Linked DNA regions of Mus musculus: region 2 is linked to region 1. A link is a loop called in an ENCODE intact Hi-C map of the cell type or tissue named here. Cell type or tissue: heart. All regions are shown on one strand. Each heading gives the region's core, and the rest is flanking DNA. Links, peaks and the distances in the headings are about the cores only. Region 1 has its middle 8.2 kb from the start of Gm25064. Region 2 has its middle 20 kb from the start of Gm35658.

Evidence for each region. Peaks named below come from ENCODE experiments on the same cell type or tissue, not always from the same donor. Only the 100,000 strongest peaks of a DNase experiment are listed, where the experiment ranks them.
Region 2: a loop joins it to region 1, with 3 times the contacts of the local background. A loop is called at or near these places in 11 of 42 quality-filtered maps.

The regions. Positions count from the first base shown.
Region 1 is chr9:63,117,556-63,132,670 of GRCm38, reverse strand. It overlaps the pseudogene Gm6082. Among named protein-coding and RNA genes, the nearest start is that of Gm25064, 8.2 kb to the left of the region's middle. In heart, for the core only: no CTCF peak of the experiment used is centred there; DNase peaks (open chromatin) are centred at 7,960 and 8,430; H3K4me3 peaks cover 884 bases; H3K27ac peaks cover 1,156 bases.
Region 2 is chr9:63,065,623-63,080,737 of GRCm38, reverse strand. No RefSeq gene overlaps it. Among named protein-coding and RNA genes, the nearest start is that of Gm35658, 20 kb to the left of the region's middle. In heart, for the core only: a CTCF peak has its summit at 6,416; DNase peaks (open chromatin) are centred at 5,247, 5,757 and 6,587; H3K27ac peaks cover 4,472 bases.

The DNA of each region.
Region 1 (15,115 bases), core at 4,867-12,866:
CTCGCAGGTTAGGAAACTGAGGCTCTGGCAGGTTAAGCCAAGTGGGCCTGCGCGCCCTGAAAAGAAAGTGAGATTTGGGTGCAAACCTGGTTCAGAGGCCGGTCTCTTCTCCTGCGCAGTAGGACTCCGAAGAAAGAGTCTAACCTTTGCGGGTTAGACTTTACCCCCAAACTCAGACTACTTTGCCTCTTGTCCTTCTTTGCTCTGACAAACCCAGAGCGCCGACTGTCGCCCCCGACTCTTTAAGAGACAGTGAGCAGGGAGCTCCGGTGTCAGCGAGGGACACGCACAAGCACACACTTACACCGCGAAATGACTGTACAGGAGGGGGTCACTGAGCGATCTTTGAATAGTGACTTGATACACAGGCAGCCCTGAGAGGACAGGGACAGAGATTCCCAGGCAAAAGCCACGCAAGTCAGTTCCAGTCACCAGAGTCGGATACCACAAGGGAGGCCACGAGCGAGGCACCAGGGGCCTGGGCGCAGTGCTCGGCCTGCACGCGGTTAGACGGCAGGACCCGTGCACAGCCTAGGCAGAGAAGCCGCTGGCCTGGCTTTTGGAGCTGAGTCCCCACCCCACCCCCTCCTACCTGTTTTCAATAAGATGGAAATCAGGTGCAAGCCGCCCAGCTTCTCACGTGACCTCTCTCTAAATACGCAGTAAGCAACTGCAAAACTCAGAATGCTAATAATGGCCTTTATTGAGTGAAAAGAGCTAATTTGGGCAATGATGTTTCCCTCGGATTTACAAAAGGGAATTGCAAATAACCAAGCCGTAATAGCATTAATGGGAGATGATGCTAAACTTCAATCAGCATCCACGTTTGTTTTTCACGGATTTAGAAGGAGAGTCTTTTCGACACAGTGGCTGCTCACACGTATCACGGTGACAGGTACAGCCGGTGGGTTCATAACTGCCTTATTGTGCAAGCCGGCAGAAAACAGACCTGGATCTTGTTCACCGTTCCTGACTATTTGAAGCCGGAGGTGGTCCGTTTGGTTCTGTTGTCTGCTTTTTTCTTGTCCAGCGGTTATGAAGCCGAGGAATCAGGGTTCTAGTTCCACTCTTTCTGGCTCCGGTCCTGTTTTAGCTTGTAAGAAGCAGGCTACAGAGCACAGTTAACTGCTAATGTCTGGTTCAGCCTTGATGTGCTGCGGTTGTATAACTTAAAGGTTTTCCTGAGAGAATATAATTAGCAAGATGTAAAAATTCCAAGGTGGCTCAGTGGGTAATCAGGCTATGTCTGATGACCTGGGTTTGATCTCTGGGACCCACATGATAGGGAGAGAGAACTGATTCACTAATAAGTTGTCCTCTGACCTCCGTATGTGTGTGCCATGGCACACACCCAACCACACACATATGCAAAATGATAGGTAACAAAATCTTGAGTCCTAATATGACTTTTGTATTCTGTTTACAAAGGTAAAATATGCTGGGCGTCCCTGAGGTGTGCAAACCTCCCACTGCAAATGGATCTGTAGCAGCCATTGTGGACCTTCCCTCAGCCCCCAAGGCCCCATGTGGATGTGGGCGCCTCGGAGTGATTTGTGCCTAGAGCAGAGGTGGGACCAAGTGCAAGGTAATTAGGTCACAGGGCACCACTCGTGAAGATTTATTTATTTATTCCTTTTATTTATATGAGTACACTGTAGCTGTCTTCAGACACACCAGAAGAGGACATCAGATCTCATTACAGAGGGTTGTGAGCCACCATGTGGTTGCTGGGAATTGAACTCAGGATCTCTAAAAGAAAGCAGCCAGTGCTCTTAACGGCTGAGCCATCTCTCTAGCCCTCACCATGTGATTTTTCACATGTAGCCTAAAGGAGGCCAAATGCATCTCTGTGTAGTGATGTAACCAAATACCTTCAGCAAAGACCAAGCAGATGGGGATATCCAGTCACAGATTTTAGCCCTCCAAAATTGTAAGCTGTATAAACCTCTTTTCTGTACAGATTCCCGACCTTGGGTGTTTCGTTATAGTATCAGAAAACAGACTAAGAGAATGGGTAAATGGAAGAGATTAAATGGATAGGGCATGCGGCTGGAGGAGAGCTCACATGATGGAACCCCTTAAGCGGAGAGAGAACCAAGGGATCATGACTTCACAGAGAGTCTCGGTCCCCCAGGGCTTAGGCCCTAGAGCAGAAGTGTGGGTGCTATTGAGGGATGGCTTTGGCCAGCTACAGTGGCAGCAGAGCTCCTATAACCTTCAGAATCATTGGCTTCTCTCCACAATACAGACCTGGGGTGACCTGAATGTAGATAGAATTCCCTGAGTGTCTTGGGCTGTAGAACCCCAAGAGACAAGGTTTGATCACTTGCTCCTGTTGAGAAGAGTTTCCCACCACCTAAGTGAGAGAATGCAGACCGGGTTTGATGATGATGATGATGATGTATTTTGAGACAGAGTCTCTCTACATAGCTCTGGCTGTTCTGGAACTCACTTTGTAGACCAGGCTGACCTCGAACTCAGAAATCGGCCTGCCTCTGCCTCCTGAGTGCTGGGATTAAAGCTGTGGGCCACCACCGCCCGGCTATAAAGCAAAATTTTTTAAAATAAACAAACAAAATAAAACTAAAGAGGAGGAGCCTGAGTCTAAGGGCGGATCTAGCTCTCTCTGCCTAAGTCAGCATATCTGTGTTGTTTTGCAAGGGCACTCCTCCAAACCTTGGCACCCTGGCCTCTGACGTCACTCATCTACCCTGCCATGCTGACAGCGGCATCCGGGTTAGCCACAGCATGAGTCCCAGCAGCCCCTCCGCTGACTGTAGATCACCCGGAAGCAAGCCATTTCCACTTTTCCAGGTGCCAAGCTACTGACTTCTCTTCTAGACTGAAGACATATTTCCTGCCTTTTGGTGTCCAAGTCTGGGGACACTGGGAACGGATAGGTAAGGGCACTGGGAACTCCAGAGAGGTCTGGGCCCTCTCCCAGGGAACAGGAGTAGCTGCCACGCCCCTTACCTGGTGATTGAGACACTTGCCCCCATCAGGAAAGACTCGAAAAACCAGAAAATGAGAGTGCCAAGATGAACCATCACACTGTGTTAATATTTTCACACCACTTAACTCTCATTAAAATGTACTTTGCTGAATTTAATATGTGATTTCAAATGACACAACATATTAAGTGCTTAATATACTAGAAATTATGAAACTATTATAGTCGATGCCATATGAAATAATTAGAGTGAATTAAACTTTAGCAGCCGAGTGAAGGAAAAGCTCTTACAATGTCTGCAAGTCACTTACGCCAATACTGTGACCCCCAAATAAATGTCCAGAAATTAGGCTCTTTAAATAAAAACTGAACTTCATGTGTACTTACATCACAAGGTCTTCTGGGCTTTGGTGACATGGAACATGGCTGCACTGGACAGAAGGTGAGAGGCCCTGAGGTCTCCTCCCAGGGAAGAGTCATGGGCCTTACCTGACTTTGCCCCAGTGACATAACTCAAGTGGCATAAGATGTCAAGATGAGTAGGTCGTCTTTATGTCAGACCGGTATACTGCAGAGCTAAAAATAGAAACAAGCCTTCTCAACTGGCAGGGCTGGCAGGGCTGGCAGGGCTGCACTTTGTGCCAGCTGTTTCCCGTGCAGTTGATCACTTAGCCTTACAGCACATCTGTGCTATTAGCTGCCATTTTCTGCTGAAGAAACTCTCTCTGGACGAGAATCATCGAGGTATTTGATCAGATCCATTGTTGGCCCACATCTCCTTTGTCTGCCTGTAAACTCTTCAGATTTCTCATTGTGTGTGAGCACTAGTGTATGAACACATGCATGTGTGTGTGTGTGTTCTGCATATGATATGTTTGTGGAGGACAGAAGGATGTCCCCTGTTGCTCTCCAATTCCTTTTTAAAATATTTTATTCATGTCTATAAATGTGCGTCCGTGTGGGTGTGTGCAGGTGCTCTCAGAAGCAAGCAGAGGGCCTTACATCTCCTGGGGACGGAGTTATTGTGAGTTGCACAACTTGGGCACTGGGAACTGAACGCTGGTCCCCTGGAAGAGCAGTACTTGCTCCTAACTGCTGGGCCATCTCCACTTTATTCACTTAAGGCAGAGTCTCTCACTGGACTGATTTGGCTGGATGGGCTGCCCAGCAACCCCAGGCACCCTCCTGTTTGCATCTCCTCCATCATGGGATTACAGGCGCACTTCGCCATGCCTGAGTTTTTACATGGACACTGGAGATCAAACAGCAGGCTCTCTACCCACTGAGCTGCCTCCCAGCCTTGAATATTCCTGATTTTTTATTCTTCTCCTCCTGCTCCTCCTCTTCATCCTCTTCTTCTTCCTCCTCCTCTTGTTTTTGTTTTGTTTTGGTTTTTGGTTTTTTGAGACAGGGTTTCTCTGTGTAGTTCTGGCTGTCCTGGAACTCACTCTGTGGACCAGGCTGGCCTCGAACTCAGAAATCTGCCTGCCTCTGCCTACGAAGTGCTGGGATTAAAGGCGTGGGCCACCAAGCCCGGTTTGTTTCTTATTTTTGAGACGGAGTTTCTCTGTGTAGCCCTGGCTGTCCTGGAACTCTCTTTGTAGACCACCTGTCTTAGAGCTCACAGACATCCCCCTGCCTCTACCTCCTGAGTGCTAGGATTAAGGGCATGCACAGTCTGCCATGCTCAGCTTATCTATTTATTTTAAAGATTTGTTTTTAGAACTATATTTATGTGTTTATGTCTATGTGTGAGTGTGTACATGTGTGTGCAGGAGCCCATGGAAGCCAGAGGCATCATCAAATCTCCCTGGAGCTGCAGTTACAGACAGTCGTGAACTGCCTGATGTCTATGCTATAACTCAGGCCTCTGCAAGAGCAGAAAGTGCTCTTCATAGCTCAGCCATCTCTCCAGCCACCACACAAAGTCTCTCACTGAACCTGAAACCCATACATTGACTTAGCTGGCTGGCTGACTAATGAGTTTCACCTGTCTCCACCTAGTTCCACCCTGCATGGGGTTATAAATGTAAATCATCATTTCCAGCTTTTTGTTTGTTTGTTTGCTTTAGTGGATATTTTCTTTATTTTCATTTCAAATGTTTTCCCCTTTCCAGGTCTCCCCTTCAGAAGCCCACTATTCCCTCCCCACTGCCTCTATGAGAATGCTCCCCCACCCACCCACCCACCCACCCACGCCTGTCTTCCCACCCTGGCATTCCCCTACACTGGGGCATCGAATGCCTTCAGGCCCAAGGGCCGCTCCTCCCACTGATGTCCATGATGGAGACACATTTCCAGCTTTTTATTTGGGTTCTTGCGTGACAGTAACTTTATTGACTGAGCCACCCCCCACTCCCCACCCCCCACCTCCCAGCCCCACACATTTTTGATCCATGTGAGACTATTCTCTCATTCTTGTTTGAACCCCACACATTTTTGATCCATTTGAGACTATTCTCTCATTCTTGTTTGAACCATTTGTCCTGTGTCACAGTCTGATCTACTGGACAATGGAACACAAATCTGTGCATGTAATAAGGTTAGAACTGTGTTCCACATTCATGGAGAAAAGACTAAAAAGGACATAAGTGTGCGTTGATATTTTTCTTTATTGTATTTCTGCCAATTTAAAACACTATGGGATGGTTCTACTATGTACCCAAAGGCTCATGACTGTCTTTTTTCGAGACAGGGTTTCTCTGTGCAGCCCTGGCTGTCCTTTAACTCACTCTGTAGACCAGGCTGTCCTGGAACTCAGAAATCTGCCTGCCTCTGCCTCCCAAGTGCTGGAATTAAAGGCATGTGCCACCACTGCCCGGGGACTCATGACTGTCTTACAGTATAAAGTACATCCAACTTAAAAAGTCCTGATAGTCAGAGATGGCTCAGCAGTTAAGAGTGCTTCCTGCTTCTGAGTTCGAGGCCAGCCTGGTCTACAGAGTGAGTTCCAGGACAGCCAGGGCTATACAGTAAAAAAAAAAAAAAAAAAAAAAAAAGAAAGAAAGAAAGAAAGAAAGAAAAAAGGAAAAGAAAAGAAAAGAGAAAAAAAGAAAAGAAAAAAATTTAAAAAGTGCTTCTTTTGCAGAGAACTTCATGGTTGTTCACAGTTATACAAAACTGCAGATCCAAGGGGTCCAAAACCCTCTTCCTTATTCAAAACAAGCTACATACCTCCAACATATAATGGCATAGAGTGGGCATTCTTTTTCTTAAAGGGAAGACTCGGAATGTTCATGGACAGGACCAGGGCAAGACTAGAATCCATCCGAGGGACACCAAATCCTACTAGGAGACAGTAAAGTGTAACCATTGGGGTGAATGTAAGCAGAGTACAATGACACAGGCATGGAAGCATCATGATGAACCCCATTATTTTAAATACTAATGGGAAAAGTCAATGATAAAATCAAGCCTGAACAAGGGGCTCTGCTGGCCAGAGTCAGTGCAGTGAGAGGAGGAGAGGGGGCGCTGCCAGGCTGCCAGGCTGCCAGGCTGCCTCCGCTCCTTGGCCATCCAGACCTTCCTCTTTACCTAGCACCTCGTGCAGCTGTAGCTAGAAGTGTGAGCAGGCAGAAGTGCTCAGGGGACAATGCTGTCGCTAGTCTGGCTCCCCAGATTTAGCCTCCTCATCCACCTTGATGGAGCTCCTGACACTTTTTAAAAAATAGATTAAATTTTTTGTTTGTTTTTGTGTTTTTCAGGACAAGATTTCTCTGTGTAGCTTTGGCTGTCCTGGAACTCACTCTGTAGATCAGGTTGGCCTTGAACTCAGAGATCTGCCTGCCTCTGGGAATAAAGGCGCGCACTACCACCGCCTGGCTTATTTGTAATTTTTAATTATGGGGTGGGGTATGCATGTATAAGTGAGATGCCCTAGGAGGCCATAAGAGAGCATTAGATCCCCCTGAAACTGGAGTTACAGGCAGTTGTGAGCTGTGTTGTATGGATGCTGAGAACAGAACTCAGGTCTTCTGCAAAAGCAGTTTGTTCTCTTAACCGCTAAGCCATCTGTCCAGCCGACCCCCCACATTTATATTTTTTTGTGTGTGTGTGACAGTTTCATGTGTCATGGGCTGACCTCTACCTCACTGTGTAGCTGAAGATGACCTGATCCTCCTTCCATCTCTGAGTCCAGGTGTGCAGCACTACTTGGGGTTTTATGCATTGCGAGATATCAAACCCAGGGCTTTGATAATGGACAGAGCTACACACCCAAACTCCCTTCTGGGACTTCCAGAGACAACAGTTCTACTTGGAGTCCTTGTTAGGAGATCATGAAAGCTCACCTCTCCTCACTGGCAGGATCATAGGCCAGAAGTTGGGTAGAGCAGGGTGGCCTGGGCTTGAAAGCACATCTCTTAAGAGGGTCTTCAGAGATGAAGGGGAAAGCTGTGTCACTGGTCACAGGGCCGTGCCATAACCAGGCATGTTGTGGGAAAACAGTAGGGAAGATTATTAAAGATGTAACAGCTGAATGACTGAGGGAGGGCATCCGAGGGGACGTCCCTCTCTGAACAATCTTTTATGTCTCCACCTTCAGCAATCTAGCTATGCCTCGTGCAGCCCCAGCCCTAGACTCAGCATGTCAGTCTGGCTCCTGCCTTGACTTCCGTTGTCTGGACCTAGGAATCCCCCTTCTGCCTAATAGTAGGGGCCACCCAGTATCCCTTTCTTCTTCTCCTTTAACATTTTTTAAAAAGTAGGTGTGTGTGTGTGTGTGTGTGTGTGTGTGTGTGTGTGTGTGTGTGAGTGTGCACCCGCGGACGGGCGGGCACATAGTACCCATCTCTTGGGGCTGGAGTGGTGAGCTGGATTCTGGGAATTGAACTCCAGTTCATCTGGAAGAGCAGTAAGTGCTCTTAACCCCTGAGCCATCTTCCCAGCGCCTCCTCCTTCCTCTCACAAATGACAATATCGTGTTGCTGTTTACAGTGCTGGCAAATGCAGCCTGAGCTGACAACATTCTCACTGCTAAATTTGGGTTCCGGGAGAAAGCTAGGAATCGACCACACGATATGCATGTTCCGAGAAAAGGCCATCTCCTCACTTCCTTCCTTCCTTCCTATGGTGCTCTCTGGTGACCTCTTTACCCGCCTATCTATCTAATACTCCCGCCCTCTTCCCTTTTGTTTTAAACATTCCTCATTAACAACTGTTCTTATTGCAATAGCCTGAGTCAAATCTCAAGCCTGGGACGCTTATTCCTTATAGTTTCTAGAGGTCCTTATAGATGTCAGTTGAATGGGGAATTTGCCTGGAGTCCCAGGTTCCAGTCCTGACTTACTTGTGTCTGGCTTCCCTTTCTAGCAAGTTCCAGTTCTGGTCTGAGAGAGTGACGAGGGGAGGTGGGGCCCAGGGAACAGCTGTACCTTTCTCACGCTGCCACTAGAGGGCGACAGCTCCGCGCAGGAGGCCACTCACTGTTGTGGCTGGCATTGGTCTCCTGCAAGCGAGCTCGCCCTGGGTGCGACGCCTTCCAGGAGCCTCCAGCTGCTCTGCACACCGCCAGCCCTGCTCTCCAGAGACCCATGAGTGGGTGGGAACAGCCTTCGGAGGCCAGCCTCCTGTCTCTGCTGCTAGCGCCGGTCGTGACAACTCCCCTTCTCTGGCCTCGCCTATCTAGGTGGAACAGACTTCGAAGGGTCCCGATTCAAGGGGAAATGGGGGTAGGGGGAGCGCAGGAGCTTCGGAACCACTAGCGTCGTATAAGTGGACCAGCCGGCAGAAAGATGGGGACCAGGGAACATGAAGGAAAGATGCTAGCCTTTGCCGGCCTGAACGGTGTGTCAGAACTGAAACTGGGGTTTTCGCGGCCCAACTCCCAGCTCTTGGGCTGGAACCGTCTGGATTGGAGGTTTCCTACTATGGAGTGGGGAGGACAACAAAACAAACAACCAGCCACTGCAAGAGAAAGGGACCCCTCTGGACAAGCAGCCCCACACCAAGTGTGCTTTCTTAAAGAACTACAGCTGGGGAGTTTATTTACTTGTGAGGAGGGTGGCATTTGCTTGAAAGTGCCTCTGTCCCCAGACACATTTTAAAAACTTAAAGCAGAGAGCTCGACTTCAGAGCCAGCTCTGGCAATTGGATTAACCTTTCGGGGAAAGGTTTCATTTTCTGTGTGTGGTTCAAATTCTTCAACACTAACATCTGTAATACCAGAAAGCAATCATTCACTTCAGCTGGCAAAAACGATACAAAAAAATGCAAAACAAATAACAAAACAGGAAAGGAACAAATGAAAATCTAAAAACCACACTCACAAATAAAACCTCAAATAACAGAAACTTAAAGCCAAACAAAAGCCAAGTACGGTGGCACATGCCTATAATCCCAACACTCTGGAGGCAGAGGCAGGTGGATCTCTGAGATTGAGGCCAGCCAGGGCTATACAGAGAAACAACAAACAAACAAACAAACAAACAGACAAAAAGACAGAAAACTAACAAAAATCTCCCCAAACCCAAATGAAACAAACAAACAAAAAAAAAAAAACCCACCTTCTTCAAGAATTGGGAACCAGGACCTGGAGAGGTGGCTCTGTAGTTAAGAGAACTGGCTGCTCTTGCAGAAGACCTGAATTAGATTCCCAGCATCCACCGGGCAACTCGCAACTCGAAATTTAAGCTCCAGGGGTTCCTATATCCTTTTCTGGCCTCACCAAGCAACTGCATGCACGTGATTCAAGGGCACAACACTCATCCACTCACATTTAAAAAAAAATGTTTTTAAGAAAGAATTGGAAGCTGGGCAGTGGTAGCACACACCTTTAATCCCAGCACTTGGCAGGTGGATCTCTGTGAGTTTGAAGCCAGCCTGGTCTACAGAATGAGTTCCAGGACAGCCAAGACTACACAGAGAATCTGTCTCAACCTTACCCCCACCCCACCCCCCCCCAAAAAAAAGACAAAGAAAAGAAAGAATAAAAACTACAGAAAATGTTCCTGGATGCCTCCTCAGAGACGTTGGTGCTGTTCTTTCTCTACAAAATGAGGATAATGGTATGAACAGGACAGGAATGTCCTGAGGACTCAGTGAACGTATGTATGCAATAGCAGACATTCCAGAAGTGTTAGCTAATTTTATATGGCAAGAACCCAGCCCCAAACTGTACAGATTGGCCACTTATGCAACTTTCCAGTCAACCGTTCTTCCAAAATGGTATTTTTACTGATTGCACGATATTTCATTCCATTTTAGTACAATTTATTTAAGTTACCCCTGCTGTGGAGCCTTTAAATTGTTTCCAGTTTTTGCTGTTAAAATAACAGCGAGATTAACATCTTTAAACATCTACCCTTGTCAGCATTTCTGATTATTTCCTTAGGCAGATTTTTTTTTAGAGGTAGGATTACTGGGACAAAGGGCACAAATATTTTTCAGGCTTTTGAGTCAGGTTACAGAATTGCTTCCCAGAGAGATCTTGTCAATTCCCCCTCCCACCTGCAGTGTGAGAGAGTGCCCTCCACACAGCACACAAAGAAGGGATCTCTTGGGGAGGGGTGGGATCTGAGGACGCCGCTGGACTGAGGGGGGACTCTTCCGAGAGTGTGCATTTTAGGAGAGAGGGGTCCTGTGGTAAGAATAAAGGAGACTGAAAGGATTTATGGAGTGTGATGAGGTTCTTGTTTGTTTTGATAGATTTAAAATGTTTTAATATGTATGTATATGTGTGTATGTGCGTCTGCGTGAGTTTCTGTGCACTACCTGCTCGCAGGAGCCGTGCAGGCCAAGAGAGGGTGTCTGATCCTTTGGAACTGGAGTTATAGGCAACTGCAAGACATCATGTGGGTCCTGAGCACTGGACTTAGGTCCTCAGCATGATCAGTGCTCATAACCAGCAAGACATCTCTCCAGCCCCAAGGTACAAGAGAGAACTTTCTTTCTCTGTCTTTGTGTGCTCGCTTTGTGTGTGTGTATGTGTTGTTGTTGTTGTTGTTGTTGTTGTTGAGACGGTGTCTCACTCTGCCACTCCGGCTGGCCTGGAAGCCACAGAGACCCACCTGTCTCTAGAGTGCTGGGATTAAATGACCGCATCACCCACCACACCTGGTAGGAGTATGATGGTTTTAACTGTTGGCTTGACACAAGCTAGAATTATACAGGAAAGGAGTCAGTGAGGGACTGTCTAGATTAGCTTAGCCTATGGGCGTGTCTATAGAGTGGTGGTTCTCAGCCTTGGGTGACAACCCCTTGGCAAACCTCTATCTCCAAAAATATTTACATTATAATTCATTACAGTAGCAAAATTACAGTTGTGAAGTATCAATAAAAATAATTTTATGGTTGGGGGGGGTCACCATACAATGAGGAATTGTTTCGAAGGATTACAGCATTAGGAAGGTTGAGCACCATTGCTGTAACAGGGGATTGAGTTTGACTGCCTTCTGTGAGTGGGGGGATTCAGCCTGTCAGGGGGAGCCAGGACTCCCCTCCCCCTTCCCCTCCCCCCCGCCCCCTTTTTGGGCTCGGGATGTTTAGAAATGTTAGGTTTAGGATGTTAGGTGCCGTGCACTAAGCACCTTCATTGTGCCTTCACTGCTGTGAGGATGTGATGTGAATAGATGTCCCGAGTTCCTGCATCGTTTCCGTGGGGCTGCACCCTGGGCTTGTGAGCTGAAGCAAGCCCATTCCCTCTAAGCTGCTTTTTGTCAGGTATTTATCACAACAACAGAACTGAACCAGACACTCGTTTACTTTGGCTTTAAGGAGGAGATTCCATATTCTGAGGCTGCTGGAGAGAGGTATGCTTAGGTGTGGTTTATAGTCAGTATAAGTTAGAAGGTAGTGCTCAAGTGCTGGTCCCTCTGATAGCAAGAGTCCATTCAGGCTGATAACCTTCAGACTTGGAGTTTGCATTCTGCAAGGTGAGAGACAAGCTTTTTCTTCAGTATGCAAGCACCTAAGGCATATATGAACGTCAACCAACTCTTTCAAAGCATGTGATAAGCCATCAGAAATACTGGGGGTGGGACAGTTCATTGTAGTGACAAGGCTGTGTACTTCTATAGATGGACCACACTTGCCAAGCCAGCGCTACCTGGTTTACATAAGTTGTTCTGAAAGGTAAGAGCAGCCAGATCTTTACTGAAGCCAATGCATACCATTCGGAAACTATTCAAGCAAGGCAATGAAAAACATACTTGCTGCTCAGGTTTATCTCAGGAACTCCATACTGCCTTCACATTGGAAGGTTGTGTGATTACCTCAAATGACAAGAACCAGCAGCTGATAAAGTTATGATTTGAAAGCATCTTAGTGAACTAGGAGAGGCATCCTGACTCAAAGGTCACAGAGACAAATGTGACACATAATACAGAAAATGTGGATTCTCCCTAAGTGTTAGAACAAAATGAGGAGGACTGGCGAGATGGCTCAGTGGGTAACAACACTGACTGCTCTTCTGAAGGTCCTGAGTTCAAGTCCCAGCAACCACATGGCGGCTCACAACCATCCGTAATGAGATCTGACGCCTAATAATAAATAAATCTTTGGACTGGAGCAAACAGGGACTGGGGAAACAGTGCTGACCTGAGCAAGCGGGCAGACCGGAGTGAGCAGAGGTCCTAAAAATTCAATTCCCAACAACCACATGAAGGCTCACAACCATCTGTACAGCTACAGTGTACTCACATACATAAAATGAATAAATAAATCTTTAAAAAAAAAAAAAAGAACAAAATGAGGAACCCAGCTTGTCATGTGGTTGCTGGGGATTGAACTCGGGACCTCTGGAAGAGCAGTCGGTGCTCTTAACCACTGAGACACCTTTCCAGCCAAAGGAAACTTTTTAAAACATTCGTGTGTGTGTATGTGTGTCTGTGTGTCTGTGTGTGTGTGTGTGTGTGTGTGTGTGTGTGTGTGTGTCTGTGCACATATGCATGCATCATGGCACATGTATGTAGGTCAGGGGACAACTTGTGGGAGATCAGAAAATAGGAATTTCCAACATTGAAAAAGAAGTAAACAAACAAATAGCAACAAAAATAAGTTCCCCAGACCAAACTAAACAATAGACTTGACTACTGAAGAGCTATGAGAGCAGAGAATACTGGGACATGGATGGTGACGATGACAGGGGAAGGAAAAGGAACAGGAACAGGACAAGGAAAGGGAACAGGAAAAGGAGCCAGAAAAGGGAAAGAAACAGGAACAGGGGCAAGAGGCTAACAAGGCCTGCAAGAGGGCGTGGTGGGGAAAAAGGGCTTGCCGGGGAAAGTGCTCGCTCCAAAGGCCCAAAGACTGAGTCTGCCCTTCAGGACCCAAGCAAAAAAGTATAACGCTAGAACTAACTCCTCTGGCTCCACACCTGCACCTCTGGCATGTATGGGCAAGCACATGTACATGTATAGACATACCATATATGCATACACAGACACTAATCAATCAATCAATCAATCAATACATTTTTAAAAGAAAAGATTTCTTGAAAATAAAAGAAAAGAAAAAGAAAAGATTTGAAGAAATAGTTATTGAGACTATCCCCTAAATTAACGTCAGACACCAAAATATAGGTCTAAAACAAACAAGCAGTAAGAGGCTGGGTGTGGTGGCACACACCTTTCATTTCAGCACTTTGGAGGCAGAGGCAGGCAGATCTCTATGAGTTCCAAGTTTGCATGATCTACACAGTGAGTTCCAGGGCAGCCAGGGCTACATAAAATGACCTTATCTCAAAGAGTAAAACAAATAGTAAGAAGGATAATAAAAATACCAAATAAATAAATAATAAATAAATAGTAAGCAGGATAGAAATACCAAATAAATAAATAAATAAGTCAGCGGTTCTCAACCTTCCTAACGCACCCTCTAATACAGTCCATGTTATGGTGAACACCAAACCATAAAATTATTTCCATTGCTACTTCATAGCTGTAATTTTACTACTGTCGTTTAACTGTAATGTAAATATCTGTGTTTTCCAATGGTCTTAGGTGACCTCTGTGTAAGGGTCGGTTGACACCCAAAGGGTCTCCACCCATAGGTTAAGAACTTCTAAAACAACAAAATCAATCTGTGCCCAGACACCTACCGTCAAACTCCAGAAAGTGAGAGTAAGAAAAAAGTCTGAGGGCTAATGTATTGATCTGAATGATAAAGGCCACACACAGCCTCAGGCATTTGAATGCTTGGTCCCCAGTGTGTGGCGCTGTTTGGTGAGTCTCCTGAGATGTGGCCTTGGAGGAAGTCAGTCACTGGAGGCAGGCTGCGAGAGTTTAAAGGCCTTACCGAGTCTCTGGTCACTCTCTATGCTTGTGCTTGAGGTTGCAATGTGTGCCCTTAGTCTCTGCTCCAGCCACCATGCCAGCTGCCACAACTCTACCATCTAGGACTCTAATGTCCCACCCCCACCCCGAACCACAAACCCAACTAAACTCTTCTTTAGGTTGCTTCAATGATGTTTTACGACAGCAACAGAAACGTAACTAGACAGCTAGAGTGGCCCAGTAGCACAGATGCCCCAAATGCAAGAGTCTTTAGTTACTCCCAGCACGACAAAAAGAAGGAAGGAGGGAAGGAGAGAGGCAGAGAGGAAGGAGACTAAGAAAAAGGACACACTAGGTAGACATGACAGTCCATGGCCAGACCAGACAGATAGACTGAGGCAGATAGTCTCAGCTGCTCAAACAAAGGCAGGAGGCTCATGAAGTTGAGGCCAAGACTGGGTAACACAGAAAGACCTATTCTCAACACCCAAAGGAACAGGGAACAAAAGGAAAGTTATAGGAAATAATAATAAATATGGCTAGCATTAATTCAACTATTCTAACAATTATGTGAAATGTCAGCCAGTCTAAATGAAAGTGAAATAAGTCCCATTTACATGTCGTCTGACACTTTATTTTTTTTTGACAGTTATTTAGTTTTTATTCATAACCATAAACTTAACTCTGCAATCCGGCTAAACTTGGAGAGGAATGAGGAAACTATGGAACCCCGAGAACTTCAGTGAGAGCAGAGATTTCAGGGCATTGCGAGCAGATGGGGTGTGGCTCTCTCCTGAGCAGCAGAAGGGATGGTCTGGTGGGAAAGATGCCTGCAAGTCAAGTCTAAAGCATTAGAGTTGTCCACAGTCAGAAATGGTGATTCCTGGACCCCAAATGCTCCACAGCTTCCACCATACTCATGCCTTCTCTCCCCTTCCCAGAGACCACATGGCTG
Region 2 (15,115 bases), core at 3,233-11,232, 50 kb after region 1:
GGATGCTACAGCAATGAGCAGCCAGCTGTGTAGTAGATAAGAGTTGTATGTCACAGTGATGAGCAACCAGGTTATGCCAGCTGTGTATAGCAGTTACAAATGAAGTAATGACCCATGATCTAATAACCCATGATGTAATGTTAGAGTTTGATTGACCAGAGCGTGACCGCACCCTTATAGCAAATAAAAGCAGAGTCTTGCAGCAGGCAGACGAGCATTTGATGCTGAGACAGTAAGACTGTTGTGCTATCGTGCTCTCCAACCAGAGAACAACTGGGCATGCCACCCTTGCTGTATCAAGATGGAAGATCCAGAGGGAGGAGCCGCTGCCCCACACACGCCCGAGCATCAGTCAGATCTCAAGCCTTGCCTGTGAGCCTCTGTGCCTCTTGCTTCTGAGTCAGACTCTGCTTGCACGTAATATGGACTGATGCTGGTCATTGTAGTGAATAAACCTTGAGGTCACATGGTATCTGGACTCGATCTCTCCTTCCCAGCCTTCAGCTGGATGTGACTTATCATTCTTGTGTGTCAAGCCCATGCTCTACTGCTGGGCTACAGGCCCTGCTCCCCGTCTGGCTGACAGAACACACTAGAGTCAAGGCCTCTGGGTCAGCGCTTACCTTGGCCGAACTTCTCTTGTATTTTTCAGTATAGTATTAGGTATTTCCTTGTAGCTATGAGAAAATGTACAACAAACAAAGTAATGAAAGAAGTGTTTCTTGTGGCTTGTAGTCAAGGACACAGACAACCAGTGTGAGGATGCTGTGTGCTCACAGGCATGTGAGGCGATTGGTTACAGGACAGCCACAGTCAGGAGATAGAGATGGACGCTGGGGATGCTTAGCTGGCTCTCTCCTCTGTGTTCAGTCCAGAACCCCAGCTCATGGATGGAGTAGTGCTACCCACAGTTAGAGTGAGTCTCCATCTCAATTAACCCAATCTAGAATATCCCTCACAAATACCCAGAGATTTGTTTTCAGAGTGACTCTAGATCCTGTAAAGATGATAACTGATACAAGCCACAAGTTTGTTCCGAGAAAATTAATGGAATCTACTTTTCTTGGTTGCCACCAAAGATCCTGGCTAACATAGCACCCATGTCACTTCGATCTTTTAAGTGCCCCAGTAGCTTGGACTTTTGCCAGTGTGAGTGTATATGTGGTGCATGTGAGTGCATGTGCGTGTGAATGCGTGTGAGTGTGTGTGTATGTGAGTGTATGTGTGTGAACATGTGTATGAGTGTGTGTGTGTGTGTGTGTGTGTGTGTGTGTTGGGGGGTGGAAAGCCCAGCTAACTTTGTGGCATGTTATTTATGGTGATTACTTACACTGTGTCTGTATAGTGGGCAGCCAGCATGAGAGGCTGGGAGAGCTGGGAACTGTGAGATTTGTATCCTGGGGTTGGCAACCTGGGATGCATGCAGCCTTGGAGGGAGAGTAAGGCAGAGATGGGGCAGAGAGGAAGCCAAAGCCTGAACGCAGTACATCTCCTGGAGGCAATTTGAAGATTCTTCTAGCAATTGAGGAGGAATGGCGGTTTTGTTTTACTTTTTCAATTTAAAATTAAATGAGTATATGTTTTGAAATAAAATATAAGAATCTGCAGAAACTTTTAAGAGAACACAGCATCATTTAAGAAATCCTCAGCTGACAGAGCACCAACCTGCACACCTATTTTCACCTTTGGGAATGAAAGATTTCTCTTTGCAACTAGAAAGGAATCTGGTGGAAATGTAGAGAAATGCAGAGCCTGGTAGGCTGTATTTCAAATGTAGATGTTAGGATCCAGTGCTTTGCCTGCCTATACTTAGTTTCCTCTTAGGGCCAGGCTAGTGTGAGCCCTTTCTGCCTTTGCACAGATTCTAAACACTGCTATTACCAAGTAAACATTGTCTTAAAAAAAAAATCACTCACCATGGAAAAAGTCCCTAGTGTTGTGAATAGATATAGGAAGGTTAAAACTAATGGGGTAGTTCTCAAGATGGCAGAAGAGGAAGAGTGAAGAAGGCCTACCTCCCAGGTGGATCGTGTGGTGGATCGGCAGGTGGCGATGGCTGCTGGGGAGCCTGGACTCTTCAGAACCCTCATGGTGGAAGAGAGATGCTACGGCAAACTGTCTTCTGTCTGACCTCTACATGCATATACTGGCATGCCTGCCCTCTCCCAAATAAGTAATAAAAGAAAAATGTCTAAAAAGGAAGGAAAGAAAGCAAGAAGCCTTATTCTCTTTCGGCATGCTGGACAGTCTAAGATAAGGATTCTCCTTATGAGCTAAGCATGGTAAGGATAATCATTGCATCCCAGTAGGTACCATGGCTCATACTTGCAAGTCCAGTACTCAGGAAGATGAGACAGGTGAGTTACTATGACTTCATGGACAGCTAGGACTACACAGCATGGCTTTATCTCAAGCACACCAAATTGGGGGGTGGGGGTGGGGGGGGAGACTCTGATCTCAAGGCAAGGATGCTATTGCAATTCCACGATGTGATCTGAGTGTTTGCATGTCTACACTCATATGTTGCTATCCTTACCCCAGTGGGATGGATTAAGTGGAGACCTTTGTGAGGTAATTAGGTGCTGGGGATGGGGCCCTAGTGAGTCAGACTTGTGCTCTTATAAAAGGGGTCCTAGCAGAGGCTGAAGACCATGACTGGTCTTCTTGGGAACAAGTCAGGCACACAGTGCATCTATATACCTGCAGGTAAAAAGACGCATACACATAAAATAAAAATAAATAAATCATAAAAGGAAAGGGAGTCCCAACCAAGTGTGGTGGCTCATACCTGTAATCCTAGCAATCAGAGAAATGAAATAGGATAAGTAATTTAAGGTCAACTTTGTTACATTAGTGAGTTAAAGGCCAGCCAGGGGTACATAAATCCTTACATCAGAACTCACCATCAAGACTGATGACCTAAGTTTGAGCCCCAGGACCCATGTGGTAGAAAGAAAGAACTTGATTCCTGCAAGTTATCTTCTGGCCTGCACAGATATACCAACACACACACATACACACAGGTGCATGCACACACATTCACATGTGCACAATTAAGAAGAAAAGGAAGGAAGGAAGGAAGGAAGGAAGGAAGGAAGGAAGGAAGGAAGGAAGGAAAGAAGGAAAGAAGGAAAGAAGGAAAGAAGGAAAGAAGGGAGGGAGGGAGGGAGAGAGGTAGGGAGGAAGGGAGAGAGGAAGGAAGAAAAGAAGGAGGGAAAGAAAACAAAAAAAGGACCCCAGAGAGTACACTAGCACTCTTTTTACCTTGTAAGATGAGCAGAGTTGGCAGTCTGTAACCCCTTCCAGACCCCAACCACAATGGTATCCAGGTCTCAAACTTTGTTGAAAAGCCACAGAAACTGACTGTTCTAGTTACTTACCTCATTGCTGTGATAAAATCCTGACTAAAGCAACTTAAGGGAGAAAGGATTTGTTTGGGCTCTGAGTTTGAAGTTACAGTCTATCATTACAACGAAGTCATAGCGTGTGGTGGCTGGTCACACTGCATCCACAGTCAAGAAGCACAGAGTAACGAATGCTTGTGCTCTGCTCACCTTTCCCCCTTTATATAGCCCAGGATCCCAGCCCAGGGAATGGTGTCACCCACAGTAGGCAGGGCTACCAGCCTCAAAGAACCCAATCAAGTTTCCCCCACAGCCAGTCTCCCAGGTGATTGTTTGTTTGTTTTCTTAATCTCATCAAAAGACAATTGAGATTAGCCATCATGATGACTGAGACAAAGAGACTGGGGATTACTGGTAAGTACTACAATGCAACACAGCTAACAGCTCGTTAGGTCATTTATCTTAGTAATTTTCTATTTTTGCTGTTGTTGCTACTGTCTGCTTGCTTTGCTACTGTTTGTCCATTTTGTTTTTGAGATGTTGTCTCTCTTAGAACCTAGAACATGCATTCTTCTTAGTGCTTCGACCCACATCCTGGCCTGAATGAGGATCACATTAGATTGCCACACCTTCAGCTGAGTAGGTCTGCTGTCTGCTTCTTCCATCATGAGTGCCGATGCTGGGACTCTGGGGAAAAGCAGAGAGGAAGAGGGGCCTAAAGACAACTATCCCCTCCCAATCCATAAGGCTGTATTGAGGGTTAAAATCATGGGCTTTGAGGACTGTTTGAGTATGTTCCTGGAAGCTCCCATATTAAGGACTGTCAGGTTGTTGGGAGGTGAATAGATTCATGGGTTCATTTTTTAAATTCATAGTTGAATATACTTTAAGGGGTAGGGACTGACTAGGCCACTGTTAGTGTACCTCTGAAGGGTCTGCCTTATCCATAGCTCTATCTTTTCTGTGTTGCTGCCTCCTGGAGGTCAGAAATAGAACAACACACACACACACACACACACACACACACACACACACACACACACATCCACCATGGTATCCTACCTCACTCACAAGACTGGAATCAACAGCTGAGTATCGAAAGGCTTTCCTCTCATTTCTCTCAGGCGTTTGTCACAGCAATGAAGTGGCCAACACAAGAGTAGAGCTCAGACTGGGTTTGTGACTCAGATGGTAGAGGGCTTGCCTGGCACACACAAAGCCCTGGTTCTATCTCCAGTACTGCATAAACTGAGCAAGGTGGCACACACCTGTGATCTCAGCCCTTGGGAGGTAACGACAAGAGGATCAGAAGTTCAAGGTGATCCTTGGAGCTTGAAGACAGTGTGAGATACTGAGACCCTATCTAAAATCATAGCGGGAAGGAAGGAAGAAAGGAGGGAGGGAGGGAGGGAGGGAAGGAAGGGAGGGAGGGAGGGAGGGAGGGAGGAGAGGACTGGGTTGGGAAAATGGCTCTGCTCCTACTCAGCACAGAGGGGAGGACAGATAAGGCACATGGCAGATAGAGCATAAACTCTGAGTCCCAAACCAGCTGTGTCCCAGTGTCTTTACAAACAGGAACAGCAGCTGCCCCACCTCTTACATTTGACCAAGAATTCTGGGGAATGTCACTGATCACAGAGAAGCTGAGGGCAGAGGTGCTGCAGATCACTGGCATCCCAGCCCTGGCCAAAACCATGCTCAGTGACACTTGCTCTCATGACCAACTCATTCAAAGTATTCCACTAGCAGCTCACCAGACTAAACCCCAGCCTGGGAGCCCAGAGCAGGCTAGGATCACCTAAAACCCTTGATTCCTGGCTTGAAGTCTGTTGGTGATGACTCCTATTGACGTCCCTTTGGTGGAAAGAATGTCACTAGCCTGCCTCTAGCCTTCCTGGGCGTCCTGTGTGGCCTAAAGCCGATAAGAGTGTGTACGTGCAGGCCCTTGGGCCAGATGCCTTCTTGTTGCTAGGCACCGGATGCTCTGATCTGAGCCTGGGATCAGGCCTGTGGGATGAGACATAGAAGAGGCCTTTGGGGCACAGAGCTGAGGATCCTATTGTCTTTACAGGGAGGAGTTGGGTCAGCTACCTTACTGCTGATTTGTTTGTTTAACTTTCCTTTTTATCCTATGTTCCTCTGATGGGAAGAAGGTCTACTTGTGGGCTCCTACTTCACGGAGTTTTTCAGTCTTCCTAGGCGAAAGCACACATTCCTGAAAACCACTCAAGAAAGGTGTCTCTGGGGTAGCAGTGGGTCTTGAGGCCCGAGTTAACAGCTCATGTGCACATGTGGGTGTGAGTGTGTGTGCTCCTAAGCACACGTTCTCAGGGACTGGAACCCCTCCCACCACATTCCCCAGGGCGTCTCCCCAGCCACTGCGACTATAATCATAGCCAGCCTGGGACTTTAACCAAACATCACATTCCACCACCCTGGACAACCTCTTTGTTTGATCTTCTCTCTAGAGACACAGGTCAGGAGGAAGGTGGGGCGAGGCGGTGAGCAGCAGCATGTGGGATGCATCTCTTCCTTCTCTTGTTTTAGAAGCTGCAAACCCAATACTGGTCCTCAAGTCTCCCCCAGTTTCTCCGCCTCAAACCTAAGGACCTCGGGCACAAATTTCTGAGAATCGGGGCCACCTCAAAGTCACTAGTCCAACCGATTACTTTATAGAACCCTGGGACACCGACTTTAATGTCACACACACAGAGGGACAGCTTTGCAGAAGTCCAGGAAAGAGCCTTCTTCCACATCCCAGCCCTCTCCACCAGTTAGCAGCCGCTGGGTGACACCTCAGTTACTCACTTAGAACTCAGCCCAACAAGCAAAGCAAAAGGCAGGAAGTGTGTGGCGGAGACTTATTTATGCTAGAGTGTGGATGACTGACATCGGGAGGTCTTCAGACAAAGGAGATTTAGGTAGAAAGCAGAAATGAAAAGATCAGGAGGGCACTAGATTATGTAAAAGTCGGCTGAGGTGACTGAGGTTAGCTACCGGGAGGAGACCATCAAGCCGGGAAGCAGCAAGCACCAGAGAGAAACTTCACATTAATACATGGCTCATGGGTCCAGGTCTGATTCTTTCTTCTGCAGGGGGAGCAGTGGGAATTTCAAAGTGTCAGATCCCTCTATGCATCTAATCCTGTTGCTCTCCAGAGAGAATGTGTTTTAGATTTATCTTCAAACTGCCTCAAGGATCCGTGGGTCATTCATTTGGGCCACCTGGGGCCTCAGCTTTGGCTGGGTTCAACTTCCTTCCTGCCTCACAGTGGGAGAGCAGCGATTCCTCCCAGGCTGGGTTTTGTTTGTTTGGTTTTGTTTTAATAATTTAAGTTCTCTGTTTTATGTATCTAATCTCTTCATATTTTCAAGATAAAATTAGTTCTACAGGGCATGTTAAATTCTCTGAGTATATTGGAATTGTTGTTTATCATTTAAATTTAATTTAACCTTTTTCTTTCTTTAGTGTTTTTAATTACTTAAGAAATACACATCCCTTGTAAAGGATTCATAAAACGGTGAAGGATGTGGAAGCAGACACCACCTGAAAGGAAACTTCCACTGCTAACATCCTTAGCTCTTGGGGTGTGCATTTAAAACTTTTAAAAATTATTTAATTTTTGAGACAGGGTTTAACATAGCCCAGGCTAGCTTCAAACTTGCCACATAGCTAAGGGTGACCTTGAACTCCTGAACCCCTGCCTCTACGGTTTTAGGTGGGTGTCACAAAGCCCGATTTTTACAAGGTGCTTAACCCAGGGCTTCATGCCTGCAACACAAGTGCTTTCTCACAACTCCAGCTACTGGTGTGTGTGTGTGTGTGTGTGTGTGTGTCCTACATGTGTGCTAGTGTCCTCAGAGGCCAGAAGAGAATGTCATATGTCATATCTTTGGAGCTAAAGTTAAAACTGTTGTGAGCCGCTCAGTGTAGCTCCTAGGAACCAAATTCAAGCATCCTTGAAGAGCAACAAGTGCTCTTGACTGCTGAGCCATCTCTCCCTCACCACTAAATACATTTTTGTTTCTTTGTTTGTTTCTATTTCCTCCCTTCTCCCCAAGACAGGGTTTCTCTGTGTAGCCCTGGCTGTCCTGAACTCGTTCTGTAGACCAGGCTGGCCTTGAACTTGGATCCTCCTGCCTCTGCTTGGAGTGCTAGGATGGAAGGCATGCACCACCACTACCTCCCAGCTAAGTACTTTTTTAAATCTACAAATAAGAAAATTCAGGCCTGCAGCTTCTTGGTGGTATCTGAAACCAAGTTTGGGGTTTTATGAGACTAACTATGTTTTAAGAATAACAAAGGGACTGTTTCCTCGACAGTGTGATGTTTACACTTTGGTTGAAAGTTTCACTCACTATGAGTGCTTTGGATCCAAGCAGAGGCACCAGCTCTCTCACTAAGCATTGTGCCACCTCACTGCCTAGTAACAGACACTCCAGGTTCCTGAAGAAAGACCTTTGCTGGGTGTTAGGGCATAGACCTGTAATCCCAGCACTCGGGAGACTGAAGCAAGGGGGATAATGAGTTTAAGACCTGCCTGAGCAACATATCAAGAGAAGAGAGCAAGCCAGGCAGTGGTGGCTCACACCTTTAATCCCAGAGGCATATCTCTGAGTCTGAGGGCAGCCTGGTTTACAGAGTGAGATCCAGAACAGCTAGAATTGTTTAATATTCCTACTACTGCAACAGTACGCTGTATTCACTGTCATGAATAGGACAGCAAAACCCACTTCTTTCCAAATCCCTACCCCCATCTCCCCACCCCTTGCTAGCCCAGGATACATGGGGAAGCCCCTGAGTAACTGAGCTGCAGCTGAACACCCTGTTTTATTTGAAGTAACTATTGATGGGTACACTATGGTTGTTCAGATTTGAAGGTTGTTGTTGTTGTTTTAGGATGTAGCTTGGTTGGTACAGCGTGTGCCATCCCCAGCCTGGCATAAGCAGGGCATGGTGGTGGAGGCCTGTAATCCTAGACTGGAGGTCGAAGCAGGAGAATCAGTAGTAGCTCAAGGTCATCCTCCAGGCACACTATATTGAGTCTGAGGCTAGCCTGAGCTACATTAGATCCTATCTCAATAAATAAAACATGAGCTTATCACTGCAAGGAAAACTGACAATGTTTATTATTAATGATGAAATACAGTCTTTCAAGCAAAAAACATTAGAATTTCAAAGCTTCAATTAGCCAGCAGAGCAGGATAGCTTCCAGCTCATAGGAACAATGAGATTAGTAATGTTGTTATCGTTTGAAGGCCAGAGCTCACCATTCCTGTCTTCCTCAATCTCTCTCTCTCTCTCTTTTTGGACAGAGCCTTTCACTAAACCTGGAGATTACTGCAGTGGCAGACCCGCAGACTTCAGGAGGCTTCCTGTCTCTTAACTCCCCAACAAGGATCATATGAAGGTTTCTTCCTTTAGATTCACTTATTTTAATTTATGTGTGCGAGTGTTTTGTCTGCGTGTGTGCCTGCCCATGGTGGTCAGAAGATGGTGTTGGAGCTCCCGGAAGTAGAGCTACAGATTTACAGACAGTGGGAAGTCAGATGTGGGTGCGGGGAACAGGACTGCTGTCCTCTGGAAGAACAGCTGGTACTATTGACTACTGAGCCATCTCTCTTGTCTCCCACCTTCTCTCTCTCCCTCTTTCCCTTTCTCTCTTTCCTAGCACTTCGGAGGCAGAGGCAGGCAGAAACCCTGATTCAAACAAACAAACAAACAAACAAACACCAAAAACCTTTTTTTTTAATTAAAAATGAAAAGCATTGTCACAGGATCGCTAAGGGCAAAGCTGAAGCCAGTGACACTCAAGCAGTGTACTGAGGGGACCGTCCCCTGTGCTGATGTCTTATATTATTAACAATGTGTTACTATTCATCCTACGTAACTCAGTATTCAAGGCATAGAGTTACAAAATCATACTTATATGAAAGATTCCTTCAAAGCAGGAGGAAAACCATCAGGTTTTAATAAAATTGGATGACCCTTTCCTGGATACAGTCTAGAATACACATTGTCACCGACCTTGGAGAACCTACTGCTTGTTAAGTTAGGTAAACAAGCCGGGAAGTGTCCACAGCAATCTAAAGAGAGTATAAAAATAACTCCCCCTTTCTGGCTGCCTCTCCGTGTGAAGCGAGGCTTTCTTCCTTGACTTCAACTGCTTCCTTGCCGCAGAATGGAGCAGATGCAGACTGAAGAATCCAGTTGCCTTCTGTGCTGCCACAGACTAAAACATACTTACAGCAGTGTGGCATAGTGCAGTCTTCTCACTGAGCTATGTTAACTTTTATTTAAAAAGATGTGATTTAGGTTGCGATGTAAAGAACTTATTTGTTATTTTAATCACTGAATGCATGCACATTTTGAAATATATCTCTGCTTTCATTTCTAAAATTGTAAATGCTGATGGACAAAACCTTCTGAGACAGAGCTCACTGAAATCTTTTGTAAGTTACAAGATTCTGAAAAAGGGCCCCACCCCAATCGAGGAACTGTTCATGGCTTCCAGGGAGTCTGATTCTTTTGAATGTTATGGCTCTTGATAGGTGGACCATGTCTGGTAGATGGCCTGTACCAAAATTATACAGACAGCACAAATTGGAATCTATAGGTTATAAAACAACAACAACCGTTTTAAAAGAGTATGAAAAGATCTAAAAAAAAAGTCCTAAGATGAGATGGATTAGTGCATGAATGTACTTGCTGCTAAGCCTGGTGACCTGAGTTCTATTTTGGGAATCCACACGGTAGAAGAAGAAAACTGACCTCTGACCTCTTACCTCTGACCTCCACATCACTCTATGACATATGTATCCCCCCCCCACACACACATAATCAATCAATAAGTAAATAACTAAATGTTACATAGACACCATATACAAAACAGAGAGAAGGTCACAAGGGAGAACCGGTTTGAGAGCGGCTTTTCTCTTTTTTCTCAGTAAACGTAGCTAGCTCACTATGGTGTGAGTACATCCCACAAACATTCCAGTGTTGGACATTTAATCCTTAAATTCATACGTTAATGGCATTTGAAGGAAGTAATTGGGATCAGATGAAGTCAGAAGGAAGGGTGGGACTCCATGCTGGCTTTGTAAAGAGGGAAGAGAAACCTGGCCCAGTTCACTTGCTGGGTTCTACCCTGTGGGCCTTCCTCCATCTTACAGCATAGCACAGACTCCCCAAAGCCAAGAAGACGGTTTTGGATTGCTCGATCCTCAGAACGCTGAGCCAAATACACCTCTACTCTTCACAGATTACCCAGTTTGGGTAGTTGTCATAGCAACCAGAAGCGGAGGGAGGAGGTGTAGTTCTAGCTCATTCTCTTTAGCGATTGAACATTTTAGCAAACTGTACTTAACCAGGCTGGGGCGTGCTCAGGGGGTAGGGAGCTTGCCCAGCATCCATGAAGCCCTGGGTTTCATCCCCAGTGATGCATAGTTAAGGCATGGTGGTGCACACCTATAATCCCAGCACTCAGGAAACGAGACAGGAGAATGATATCTCCAACAATAGCAGCTGGCCACATCCTGTTGATGGACAGTCAGTTTCGCTACAAGGTTTTAGTTGCTGTTCATAGTGGGCTGTCAAAGCTTCATTCTTTTCAGCTATTTCTGGAGGACAAACTGCTAGAGGACAAACTCCTGAGTCAAAAGCTATCTACAAGTAAAGACATCACAATAGGCACTTACAAATGTATTCTTTTAAACGTTTATTATGATTTTTAAATTTTCTGCATGTGTGTATGTCTGTACATGTGGACGTAACTGGTGAGTTCTGGTTGCAGAGTCCAGACGGATCCCTTGGAGCTGAGTTATAGGTGGCTGTAAACCACCAGTTTGGGCACTGGGAACCAGACCCAGGTCCTCTGGAAGAGCAGCAGCCTCACTAAGCATTCGAATGGGTTTTACCAAATCTAAGTGTGGGCTGAATCTGTGGGAGAGTTTGCTAGAGATCTACATAAACAGAGGGCTCGGAGCTAAGTGCTGGCTCAGTTCCCTGCTTCCCAGCAACCACATTGAAAAGACCCTAGGTGATTTCCATATCTTTGCTTAGCTAAAGGCAGGAAGTCTTTGAGCAGGCAGAGAACTCTTGACAATGCTTGACATTCTCCATATTTGTTCAAGTAGATTTTTTTTATTAAATTGTTTGTTTGTTTTTATTTTTACTTTTAATTATGAGTGCATCTGTGTGTGGGTATGTGCAGGGGAGTGCAGCTACATGCAGGGTCCAGAAGAGTGTCAGAATTACAGAGCTGGAGTTACAAGTGGTTCTGAGCTGCCTGACATGGGTGGGTGCTGGGAACGGAACTCAGGTCCTCTGGAAGAGCAGCAAGCATGCTTAACCAATGAGCCATCTCTCCAGCCCCTTCATTCAATTGAAACATTTTATTTTGTTGTATCACATTCTGTTGAGGAGATGATACATATGCATGGCTCAAAATCTAAATACTGTGAAAAAGGCCAATGCCGGGAGGGCACAGGAAGACAGGATACTTCTGTGCTCTGGGAAGGTTGTCGGTATAACTAACGTCTTGGTGGATCAGCAGAGCACTTGGGCCAAGAGCAAGGCTAGGCTATTGGCTTCAATGTTGCCACCCTCTCCAGCCAGCCACTTCTTCCAGCTAGGCCTCACCTCCCCAAAGTTTCACAAAACATTTCCACCAACTGGGCGCCAATTCTTGTTCTAACTCATAAGCCGATGAGGGATGTTGCACATTCAAACCATAAGTGGCCATGGAAAATGTTCACCTGGGAAAGAGCAGGTTCCTGTGGGTGCGAATTTCCAGAGCAGTTGCAAATATGGTTTTAAGTTAGTTGGTATTGTTACTGCTACAAAACATCCAGAGAAATGATTTAAAATAGGATTTATGGGGCTGGTGAGATGGCTCAGTGGGTAAGAGCACCCGACTGCTCTTCCGAAGGTCTGGAGTTCAAATCCCAGCAACCACATGGTGGCTCACAACCATCTGTAACAAGATCTGACACCCTCTTCTGGAGTGTCTGAAGACAGCTACAGTGTACTTACATATAATAAATAAATAAATCTAAAAAAAAAATAGGATTTATTTTGGCTCATGGCTTCCTCTGGTTTGGGGCAGAAGGTGAGGCAGAACATTCTGGTAGCTCAAGGTGGAGCAAGACTGAGCATCTCATGTCAGCCAGGAAGCAGGAAAGATAGAAGAGGCTCAGGGAGATGTCCCCCTTGGAGACACCCCCAGAGTACCCTAGTTTCTCCAACCAGGCTCCACCTTCTAATAGTCTATTCAGCTATACACTTGCCAGTTATGAAGCTGGAGCCCTCGCTATGTAGTGATATCTCCTCCATGATAATCCCTTCTCAGTAGCACCCCCAGCTGGGACCACGCCTTCACCGCAGGGACCTCTGGATGACACCATAGATTCCAACCATGGTATTCCATTGCCAGTGAGAGTGATGGGTGTGTAACAGAAACATGTGGTCCGACTTCCAGACTCGCAGCACATGCCAGGCACACATCCTACACTCAGAGTCCCCAGAATGTCTGGGGTAGCTGCTGAGCCAGCGCGAAGGCTGAGGCCTGCATGCAGATGACACAAGCTGGCCTGTGGAGATGATTTTTGTCAATGGAATGAGGGAGGGTGATGACAGCTTAGTAATAAAAATCAAGCCATTCTTATCTACTGAACAGAGCTCTAAGAGCTCAGCCCCAAGACTTGCCTAGCACCAAATGACTCCAATAGATCGCTTCATGAATTCTTTCTATTCTTTATATTTCATTTATTTAGTGTGTGTGTGTGTGTGTGTGTATGAATTCTTTATATTTCATTTATTTAGTGTGTGTGTGTGTGTGTGTGTGTACACTTGTATCATGGCATAGGTCTGGATGTAAGAGGATACTTTGCAAGAGTTCTCTCTTTCCATTCTGTGGGTTCTAGGGGTGATCTTTGGTTCTCAGACTTGGCAACAGTTGCCCTTCCTCCCTGAGCCTTCTCGTTGGTCTGCTTCTTGGGTTCTTATATTGATAATGATAATTTTTGTTGTTTAGAAAAGAGCGGGTAAGTGTTGGTTGAATGACAACATTTGGCTAATGATTGTCAGTACTGTTTCATTTTCCATTCTCTCTCTAACAGCATCAGGGAAGACAGACAAATCTTGTAGTTGTGCTCGCTGCCAGAAGGAGTCAGCACTGAAAAGCAGTTTATTTCCCTCCTGGGGCCTTAGTGGGTGGGTGGAGTTCCTTCTGAGGAAAGCTGGCCATTTGACTCTGCCACCATGGAGTGGATGCATGAAACACAGCCAACAACAGTTGACTGCAGATTGACAGCTCATGAGATGTCCCAAAAACACACCAGTGATTTGGCTCAGCTAGTGAACGTGCTTGACATTCAAGAAGTAAAGCATCCAATCCTGGGCGCCACATAAACCAGATGTGGTGATGCTTGTCTGTCCGAAACACTCAGCAGGTGGAGAAAGGAGACCAGAAGGTCAAGGCCATCCATGACCACAGAGTGAGTTTGGATGCCAGCTGAGCCTGTCTCAAACAAACAAAAACAAAAGAAGAAGGAGAGGAGATGAGTCAGCTGTGGCTGTGCATATATCCATCCCTCGGGAAGCTGAGACAGGTGAATTAAGACCAGCTCAGGTTACATGGTGATACCATGTCTCAAGAAGCAGCGGAAAACAAAGAAAGAAATGAACTAAGGGAAACGATGAGCTCAAACACAGCTAGAGCACCCTAACTTTCATATATACATATGTATGTTGCATATTTGGTCTCTGGCACCTGGAACATACATTAAAATTCACACAGATGAGACATACTTTGGAGCTGACGTCCTATTTTCCGATTTCTTTTCCCTTCACTTCTAGTCTGGCTGTAACTTTTTATGTCGACTCTCAGATATGGGAGGGAACTGCTTCTCATAGGACTTATAAAGAATAAAAGGGGGTCTGGTGGGGTGGGGGGAGGAGAATTGAACAGAATTAAAAAGAATTCATTTCCAAGACGTTGTTGCTCTAAAACCCCGACTTAGTGAGGGCTGGCAGGAATTTCAGATGGTTGGTTCAAGGTCATGGAACTCCTCCTTATCTTTGCTCGCTCATCATTCATCACCCACCACCAGCCCCCACCTCCTTCTTCTGTAGCCTCCCAGATAGTCCTCTACCTCTATGCTTTCCGCTCTTCCTGTTCTTCTGAGACAATGTAACATTTCTCAGCCCCAGGCATTATTATACTGTGTTGATAGATTAAGAACCCAAGGTGCTGGTCTGAGAGGCAGAGCTGGGTTCAGGGATAGCATCATACATTAGCTGCTGTCTCCCGGGAAGTACACCAAGAACTTACCGTGGAACCAGGAGAATGAGAAGAGAAGGCATCCAGAAGCTACAAAAGGGGAACGAATATATGTGTGACTCCACAAAACATTTAAAGCTCTGGATGGCAAAGAGCCCATAACCAAAGTCAGAAGGCAAACAGCAGAGCGGGCAAAAACATCCATAACACGTGTAGCAGGCAAAAGGGAACCGCAGAGGTGGGGACTCTGTGGCAAAGCACCTGTCTAGGGGACAGGCCCTGGGTTCAATAGCCAGTGCTACAAGAGAGAAAACAAGAGCTGGAGAGATGGCTCAGTGCTTAAGAGCACTGACTGCTCTTCCGGAGGGCCTGAGTTCAAATCTTAGCAACCACACAGTGGCTCACAACCATCTGTAATGAGATCTGATGCCCTCTTCTGGTGTGTGTCTGAAGACAGCTACAGTGTACTTATATATAATAAATAAATCTT